Regions from separate parts of the Homo sapiens genome. Here region 1 is linked to region 2. Evidence: read pairs that join two places in POLR2A ChIA-PET (ENCODE). Cell type or tissue: OCI-LY7. All regions are shown on one strand. Region 1 overlaps TMEM163 (transmembrane protein 163). Region 2 overlaps NCKAP5 (NCK associated protein 5).

The links. Peaks named below come from ENCODE experiments on the same cell type or tissue, not always from the same donor. Only the 100,000 strongest peaks of a DNase experiment are listed, where the experiment ranks them.
Region 1: POLR2A ChIA-PET joins it to region 2 with 5 read pairs; 1 of 35 experiments calls an interaction of 5 or more read pairs at or near these places.

What each region holds. Positions count from the first base shown.
Region 1 is chr2:134,655,916-134,660,915 of GRCh38, forward strand. The region is part of intron 2 of TMEM163 (transmembrane protein 163); the gene reads right to left. Among named protein-coding and RNA genes, the nearest start is that of TMEM163, 61 kb to the right of the region's middle. In OCI-LY7, CTCF peaks have their summits at 1,938 (motif pointing right) and 2,152; a DNase peak (open chromatin) is centred at 1,956.
Region 2 is chr2:132,951,211-132,956,210 of GRCh38, forward strand. The region is part of intron 8 of NCKAP5 (NCK associated protein 5); the gene reads right to left. LOC112268439 (a long non-coding RNA gene) reads left to right here. Exons shown (of 2, transcript XR_002959479.2): 2 at 1,296-1,377. Among named protein-coding and RNA genes, the nearest start is that of NCKAP5-AS1, 38 kb to the left of the region's middle. RefSeq lists an enhancer at 4,941-5,000. In OCI-LY7, no CTCF peak of the experiment used is centred here; a DNase peak (open chromatin) is centred at 2,821.

The DNA.
Region 1 (5,000 bases), 1.7 Mb after region 2:
CAGCTGTGTGCTGGGAGAACCACTGCTCTCTTCAAAGCTGTCAGACAGGGACACTTAAGTCTGCAGAGGTTACTGCTGTCTTTTCCTTTGTCTGTGCCCTGCCCCCAGAGGTGGAGCCTACAGAGGCAGGCAGGCCTCCTTGAGCTGTGGTGGGCTCCACCCAGTTCGAGCTTCCTGGCTGCTTTGTTTACCTAAGCAAGCCTGGGCAATGACGGGCGCCCCTCCCCCAGCCTCGCTGCCGCCTTGCAGTTTGATCTCAGACTGCTGTACTAGAAATCAGCGAGACTCCGTGGGCGTAGGACCCTCCGAGCCAGGTGTGGGATATAATCTCATGGTTCGCCGCTTTTTAAGCCGGTCTGAAAAGCGCAATATTCGGGTGGGAGTGACCCGATTTTCCAGGTGCGTCCGTCACCCCTTTCTTTGACTCGGAAAGGGAACTCCCTGACCCCTCGCGCTTCCCAGGTGAGGCAATGCCTTGCCCTGCTTCGGCTCGCGCACGGTGCACGCACCCACTGGCCTGCGCCCACTGTCTGGCACTCCCTAGTGAGAGAAACCCGGTACCTCAGATGGAAATGCAGAAATCACCCGTCTTCTGCGTCGCTCACGCTGGGAGCTGTAGACCGGAGCTGTTCCTATTCGGCCATCTTGGCTCCTCCCCCCGCCTTCTATTTCTTTCTCTTGACTGACTGCTCTGGCAAGGTCATCGAATGCTATGTTGAATAGGAGTGGTGAGACTAGACATCCTTGTCTTGTTCCAGTTCTCAAGGGGAATGGTTGTAGCCTTTGCCCACTCAGTATGACTTTGGCTGTGGGTATGTCATAGATGGCTCTTATTATTTTGAGATATATCCCTTCAGTGCCTTGTTTGTTGAGGGTTTTTATCATGAAGGGATGTTGAATTTTATAAAACGCTTTTACTTTGTCTACTGAGATGATCGTATGGTTTTTGTTTTTAATTCTGCTTATGTGGTAAATCATATTTATTGATTTGCATGTTTTGAACCAGCCCTGTATCCCAGGAATGAAGCCTACTTGATCATGGTGAATTAACTTCTTGATGTGCTGCTGGATTCAATTTCCTAGTATTTTGTTGAGGATTTTTGCATCTATGTTAATAAGGGATATTGGCCTGTAAGAACTTTTTTTGTTGTGTCTTTGCCAGATTTTATATCAGTGATGCTGGTTTCACAGAATGAGTTAGGGAGAAGTCCTTCCTCCTCAATTTTTCGGAATACTTTTAGTTAGTAGGATTGGTACAAGCTCTTCTTTGTACATCTGGTAGAATTCAGCTGTGAATCCATCTGGTCCAGAGCTCTTTTTGGTTGGTAGGTTTTTTATTACTGATTCAATTTCAGAACTCAATATTGGTCTGTTCAGGATTTCAATTTTTTCCTGACTCAGTCTTGGCAAGTTGTGTATATACCATGAAGTACCACACAGCCATAGAAAAGAAGAAAATCACCTCCTTTACAGCAACATGCATAAAGCTAGAGACCATTATTCTAAATAAAGTAACCCAGGAACAGAAAACCAAACACCACATGTTCTCACTTATAAGTGGGAGCTAAACATTGAGTACTTATGAACATAAAGATGGGAACAACAGGCTGGGCATGGTGGCGCATGCCTGTAATCCCAACACTTTGGGAGGCAGAGGCAGATGGATCACCTGAGGTCAGGAATTCATGACCAGCCTGACTAACATGGTGAAACCCCATCTCTACTAAATACAAAAAAATTAGTTGGGCGTGGTGGCGCATGCCTGTAATCCGAGCTACTTAGGAGGCTGAGACAGGAGAATCGCCTATATCTGGGAGGCGGAGGTTGCAGTGAGCCAAGATCGCGCCATTGCACTCCAGCCTAGGCAACAAGAGTGAAACTCCATCTCAAAAATAAAAAATAAAAAAGATGGGAACAACAGACACTGGAGGCCACTAGAGGGCGTGGGCGGGAGGAAGGTGAGGGCTGAAAAACTACCTACTGGGTACTATGCTCATTACCTGGGTGATGGGATCACTTGTATACTAAACCTCAGCAACATGCAACTTACCCATGTAACAAACTGATACACATACCCCCTGAACTTAAAAGTTGAAAAAAAAGACAAATAAATAAACATTTGCTTTAGAAACAAATAGCCATAACAGGAAGAAATGAGTATCGACTATTTTATTGTTACTTTTATTGATTGTCAGGCTGGTCAGAGTGATCCACTTGCGGATTCCTATAGACTTCAGAAACCTCCTACTATGCATAGGCAAAAGCCTATGAGAACATGAAGCAACATCCCGAAAGGCAGCAGAACTTGCAGAAAGAATGCAGCTAGGAAAAATTTAGTAACATTCACTGTTCCGATTTAACAGCTCAAAGGTCACAAAAACCTAGCTCTGAATTCAGGATTCTACTTGTTTTAGAGAACAAAAGCGACATGAAAGGCCTTTGTGAGGTTTTGTTTAAATGACAAACTCTCCCACCAGCACTACGTAGAAAGGCGGTCAATGTATAATATGAAAAATTAAATATTTTTCATGAGTTTTTGGAGGACAGATCCTGGTGTTGTTCTGAGTATTGGTATGAGCAAAGCAGAGCCTATGCCCCAGTTGTCACACTCATGGAGAAAAAGCGGAATGCATATTCCAAAACAATAGGTAACATAAACATCACTTATTTTTCTCTGAAATATATATATATATATTTTTTGAGACCGAGTCTCACTCTGTCGCCCAGGCTGGAGTGCATTGGTACAATCTTGGCTCACTGCAACCTCTGCCTCCCGGGTTCAAGCCATTCTTCTGCCTCAGCCTCCTAAGTAGCTGGGACTACAGGCGCCCGCCACAATGCCTGGCTAATTTTGTATATTTTTAGTAGACATGGGATTTCACCGTGTTAGCCAGGATGGTCTTGATCACCTGACCTCGTGATCCGCCCTCCTCAGCCTCTCAAAGTGCTGGAATTACAGGCATAAGCCACAGCACCCAGCCTGAAACATAATTTTTTATGAAGCATCTGCTTTGCAAAAGAACTCAAATACAGTCATGTGTCTCTTAACAACAGGGCTACATTCTGAGAAACGCATCATGAGGTGGTTCTATCATTGTGCAAACATCGCCGAGTGTACTTACACAGACCTAGATGGGATAGCGTACTGCATACCTAGACTATGTGGTATGGCCTACTGCTCCTAGGCTACAAACCTACAGCATGTTACTAGACTGAATACTATAGGCAACTGTAACACAATGGTATTTGTGTATCTAAACACATCTAAACATAGGAAAGGTAATGTGTTGCAATTCGACCTTACAATGTCACTAAGCAAGAGAAGTTTTCCAGCTCCATTTTAATCTATAGGACCACTGTCATGTATGCAGTGGACCCAAACATCATTATGCAGCACACAACTGTACTTCAAAAAGAATTAGGAAAACAGGGTTTAAAGTCTGAGAGTCCAAGAAGACTCAGGGTTTCCTGCTTTCCCCATGCTTAGCACAGACCGTAGAGGGGCCCCTCAGGCTAAGGCACAGAATGACTGCAGTGGCTCTGGGTGTGCCACTGCCCAGGTCCCCTCATGAGCAAGTGTGGATGGCAGGGACCTCCTTGCTCCTCACTGGGATGTACCATCTCCTGCTGGCACGTTAGCTTCCCCACTCCACACATATTCACCAAGTGCCTACTGTTTGTTCTAGGCTCTGCAGATGCCATGATGAAAGAGAAAGACAAGTCCTTGCCCTGTCCTCAGGGAGCTTACATTCAAGTGAAGGCAGACAAATATTTTAAAAGTCAACAAAGGGCCAGGCACAGCTCACTTGAGGCCAGGAGTCTGAGACCAGCCTGGGCAACAAAGAGAGATTAACCCCATCTCTACGAAAAATTTAAAAATCAGCTGGGGGTGGTGGTGTGAGCCTGTAGTCCCAAGGAGGCTGAAGAGGGAGGGTCCCTTGAGCTCAGGAGTTTGAGGCTGCAGTGAGCTACAACCACTATACTGCACTACAGCCTGGGCAACAGAGCAAGACCCCATCTCTGAGGGAAAAAAAAAGGTCAACAAAGACAAGAAAATTACTTCATACAATGTTTATTTAGTTCATGAAGAAAGTGAAACAGGGTGATTTGACCTGAATGAGGGAAGGAGCCAGCCTTGCCCAGATCTGGACATGAGCGGGGATCATGGAAGGCAGCTATGGCTGGAGGGGAATAAGTCAGCAAGTGCTCCTATGAGGTGGGGAGGTAGGTGGGGGGCAGACCATTCAGCACCCAGATGCCATGGTGGAGAGTTTAGATTTTTGTTCAAGTGCAATGGAGAAACACCAGAGGGTTTTTAAGAGAGTGGGAAGATTAATTTCTAACTAAAAAAATATGATGCTGCCTGTTATGAGAAGGAGCATAAGCCAGCTTGAAGGGCCCTGGATGCAGGGCATGTAGGAGGCCTCTGCAATCAGGAAGGCAAGATATAACAGAGGCCCAAAGCAGCAGAGAGGGAGAGGGGGCAGATTCGAGGCATATTTTGGATGATTACTAACAGAACTCACAAATGGACTGGATACAGGCATAAGAAAAAGGTAAATCAAGAGTGTCATAGGTAGAAGCTCAGAGATCACTTTGAAAGGAAACTTTTTTTGAACAAAAACAATTCCTTTCCTTATCCAAAAATCAGCAGTGCATGCTTTAAGGTGTCCCCCTGTAGGAGGTACAGATTTGCCTCATCTTCTAAATGTGCCCACTGGTAACCCATGGCCAGCTTCTGAAATCAGCCACATGACATCCACCATGGAGTCAGTCCATGGCAGAGAGAAGCAAGAGAAACCAGGCCATTAGACACACCCCAATTGGATCCTCATTAGCTGCACAGTCTAAGTGTGCATGCCCCGTGGCATTGCTGAAGAGCTCAGTATATTGCTCAGTTAAAAGAGGGGTTGGAGGAGACAGAAGTAGTATTTCCTGATAGTTCAGAAATGAAAGGCAGCTCTGAGGAAAGGTTTCACTTTGCTATGGTTTGAATGTGT
Region 2 (5,000 bases):
GCTGAGCAGCAGCACTTACTGACTCTGAAAGGGAGGCTGAGCCTGCCCTGGGTGTGCTGTAACTAAGGCGTTCCAATTCCAAAGGCAAAAATGCTATTAAGCAGCCAAGGATGTTTAAATCTAGAAAGTTCAATTCATAAATTAAAGATGTATTTCAGATATTTCTGAAACAGGAGTAATTACCAAAACTAAGACTGTAGAGACTCTTACACCATGACAGCTGGTGTTTATAATCTCTCCTCCCACATCCACATCTTAAATCTCTGGTCCTTTATCGGACTTGGGTCACACTGCTTTGGTTATAAAGTAAAACTGCATATTTCCCACTCCCTTTGTAGTGAGGCTCTAGGGTTGGAGCTCATTTGAATGCTAATGAATTAGATCACCCTCAAAAGGTTGCTATCAGAAATCAGACTACGTGGATATTTTACAGCATTTCATAGTTTCAGGGTGATCGTGTTCCTGACTCAGCAAGTCAAGCCAATACCTATATAACAAGGGCATTTTTCTGGACCCCATTCTAGAGCCACAATTTTTCCCCCAAGGCTATGTAACATTTTCTCCTGGCAAACTATTAGAGTTAATAGAATGCTGTGGTTCTGTTCTGGGGACTGCTCATCAATCATACTGCTTTTTGAATCACAACTTGTGTAATTTTTATTCATGACACTTCAGTAAGTTACTTTGAAGCATCACATCTAAAACAACCCAGGGACTCACTAAACAAAAAAACAAACAAACAAGATTTGGGGTTTTGTTTTCCACTTCTACTCATGATATACTAGGCTTTAACTTACTTTGTAGAGTAAGGATTAAAATGCTTAATTGGCTATAACTAAGCAAACTGAATCCTTTAGATGAATCAAGCCAGCCAGCTTTCAGTTTCTGACATCAAAATTTATGCTCTGTGAAAAAAAACAAGGCCATGGCTACATAACATTAAACCAACACACAATTAACAACACTTTGTTCTAATTATCTCTGGGAACATTTAATGTTGCCCCTATAGTTCATTTTTCTTCTTTGATAGCTCTTAGAATATTTATGGAGATTAGTCCTTGATGCATTGGCCTTCTCTGAGATCTGGGGTTTTCTTAGAAGCTCCCACACAAATCTGAGCCATGCAAAGTAACATATTTATGCAGATTAATTCTTGACATATTGGCTTTTTCTATCATCTAAGGTATTTCTAATAAGCTTCTACCTAAATCTGGCCCTGGCAATGCAGGGCAGTCACAGACCCCCCCCACTCCTTGGCTTACCTCACACTAAGAATGTTTTTTTCTTTCTCTCAGCAGTTGGTCATAACTGATAAAAGGTTATGTCTTGATTGAACAAGCTTCCAGGAGTTGGAAGGCCAAAAGGGCTGCTGTAAAACAGCAATGGAGATGCTAATAAAACCCAAGGTAAGAGGAATCTTCGGCTGCCTATTACTGAGAAACCTAAATTGCAGACAAGTTCAGCTTCCTCACATCAATAGTGAGAGACAGGCCACAAGAAAACGAGCACTGATCAAAGGCTTTTGATGATGGTAGAACTTCAATTTATGGAATGCACGTATTTTTCTACACTCCAAAGGCGTTTCTTCTGAAGTCACTGGGGGCATTCACTTTAAAGTCATAAATATTCTCTCCATAGCTCAGGATGGTTTGCAGCGCCACTTGGCGTGTTTGTTTGGGCATGTGATTTGATGCTCTACAGATGGATTGAAGCACCACGAGGAGCTTCACTGTGGAAAGTGAAGGGGCTATTAGTTAAGAACACCTCTAAACTGATTAGAGGCTTGCTGAGGCAACTGCATGAGTTTTAAACATAGATGTTGTTAGCTCTTCATACTGATGTGTTGGATAGATAGGTAGTTCCATGTACTACCTATCTATCCAAAGAGTGTGAACAAGCTAAGTAACCAACAGTGAGGATTAAATAAATGGCACTTGCACATATAAACAGGCCGAGCCACTTGGCCTCATCTCTGGCCATAGGTGCCCTGGCCCTTGACAGGCCCATGTTCTGAGGGCTCCTTGAGGCTGTTTCAGGCTTTTCTGCTTTTGTCTAGGCAATTCCCTCTGCTCTTCATTTTACCATCTTTGCCTGGAGAACTGGCATAAAGCCTCAAAGACTCACAGTTCAAGTGCAACTTCTTTATCTCTTTGCTTCCTCCAAAACTAATTCAGTTAGATACTTCTGTCTTGGTGCTCCACTGAGCCTTGTACACACCTTACATTTTTCTAAAATTTTAATGTGCTTTATTTTTATTACCTTAATTAATTAGTATATTTTTAATTATTATATTTTTGTCTTCTTTCCAACAATGTGAGTATCTCAAGGGCAGAAAAGATGCTCTGTATCTCTTTGTAATTCCAGCATCCAGCAGGAGGCCAGGCCTAGAAATGCCAAAGGAGGGAGAGGAAGGTGTGCTAGAGAGAAGACAGACAGGCAGACAGAGAGAGAGAGAGAGAAGAGAAAAAGAAAGATAATATGCCACAGAAGGGGAAAAAAAAAATAAGCAGTAACATTCTTTCTGGGTGGTATTAAAGTAATTCTGACATTTAAATAACTAAAACACAAGAATTTTGCCAAATCTTTGATGGAATTGATGGAACTGCTGGTTGAAATGCTCCACCCTCCAGAGGCCAAGAGGTGGGCCTACAACTGAAGTCAAGCCAATGAGATCCCTCTCTCTGGACTGTAGGAGCTTTGATGGGATGACTAGGAAAGAGACATGGCCTTTTCACGGTGCTGCTGATTTGGTGCCATCACATAGAAAAGGCCTGCCTGAGAGAGGAACTAGCTCAAATGAAAGCAGAACTGAGAGTTGGAGAAAGCTTTCTGACATTGTCTGAACCCTTGCATTCATCCATGTCTTGTTACAGCTGATTGTCCAGTTATATAGCCATCCTTCCTTTTAGTTAAGTCAGTTTGAGTAGTGTCTCTATGACTTGCAACTGAAAGAGTAATCACAAATAGAATACCTTGAAGGAATACTAAGATTTCCCACAGTATAAAGTTTTCCCAAGATTTTAGGTCTTTGAAATTGTTTCAGCAGCCCACGGACCCTCTCAATATTGTATCCTATACTGAGTGACAATGGTGGCCCCTTGGAGCATGTGGGTTGGGTGCTCTTTGCCTAACTGTGCTGCCTCCATCAGCTTCATTTCTGGGATTCTTGATTTTGGTTCTTAAATAAGAAATCTAACTGTCTATGGACATGACTGCTTTAAAAGATAATGGTATGCTTTAAATATTCTATCACAATATGTATGTATAAAGACTTAGGCACCAGGATGCTCATAAGAACATTATAATATTGAAATACTGTGAACAAGGTAAGCAGCCAACAGTGAGGATTAAATAAATGGCACTCAGTATCCATTGAATAAATTTCTACATAGCCACTGCATCATATTTTTGAAAAGTATTGAATAATGTGGAGAAACAGGCTACTTAACTGTATACAGTGATATTTCATATATCCTAATTTGATTAGGTACAATAATAACAAAAAGACTAGAAATATATATGCTGAAATGCCAATTCCAGCCATTTCTGATTAGTGTAATTACAATTATTTTCTTATGATTTTTCCAATTTTCTGTAATGTGACTATTTACTACTTTTATAATCAGAAAACTGCTAGTACAAAGTTACATAATGACATAGAATGGAATTTTTCTAAAAACTTCAAGCCCCTTTACCAAAGAATAGTTTTTGTCTCAAATCCTAGCTTAGTGATGTTGCTAGGTGACCCACAGTTGGATGTAAAACAATCAAGAGAAAGATAAATGCCAGATACTTTAAGACAGGGATGTCTGGTGTTACCTGTCAGCAAACTGTCATAGAATCTAAAGATTAGAAGGAAACAATTATGAATTTCTATTCAGAATACCACTGGCACGTTGCCTTAATTTCTTTTACATTGTCTTAAGATAGGAGAGGATAAAAGTAAGAAGAACAAGGTAAGAACTTAAAGCCAATTAGAAAGGGAAAGAAAATAGCCCGTTCCTCTCACTGGCAAGGAGACAAAGCCAAACTTGGACATATCCGTGGCCATGTCAGGGGAGCCCTCAAAGGTGGCATGAAGCCACTGAAGAGCACTTTGGATGATGACCTTTCCCCAGGCTTCAAAGCTTGTGGCACTGGGCACATGTGGGAAGGGCCTCTGGATCTAAGTCTGAAGACCCAGGGAAAGTTCTACTTAAGAGGAGGCAGGGGCGCAGAAAGGTTAGATTACAAGGTGGTTAAGATCAGCTTCATCCATCTCTGAAAGGACATGAATTCATTCTTTTTTATGGCTGCATAGTATTCTATGGTGTATATGTGCCACATTTTCTTTATCCAGTTTATCATTGATGGGCATTTGGGTTGGTTCCAAGTCTTTACTATTGTAAATAGTGCTGTAGTAAACATACATGTGCATGTGTCTTTATAGTAGCATGATTTATAATCCTTTGGGTATATATCCAGTAATGAGATTGCTGGGTCAAATGGTATTTCTGCTTCTAGATCCTTGAGGAATCGCCACACTGTCTTCCACAATGATTGAACTAATTTACACTCCCAAAAACAGTGTAAAGGTATTCCTATTTCTCCACATCCTTGCCAGCATCTGTTGTTTCCTGACTTTTTAATGATCAACATTCTAACTGGCTTGAATTGACATCTCATTGTGGTTTTGATTTGCGTTTCTCTAATGATCAGTGATGGTGAGCTTTTTTTCAAATGTTTGTTGGCCACATAAATAAGATCAATGAAAGCAGAGAGTAGAATGTTGGTTACAGAGGCTATGGGGGTGTGAGAATGCAGACAGGGTGGTCAAAGGGTACAAAATCTGTTGATAATAGAGTATTACACATCTCAAAATTGCTAAGAGTCCATTTCAAATGTTCTCACCACAAAAAATGTTAAGTATGAGGTGATGGATATGTTAACTAGCTTGATGTAATTATTACATGTTGTATTATCAATCATAACATCACTCTGCATGCCATAAATGTATCTAA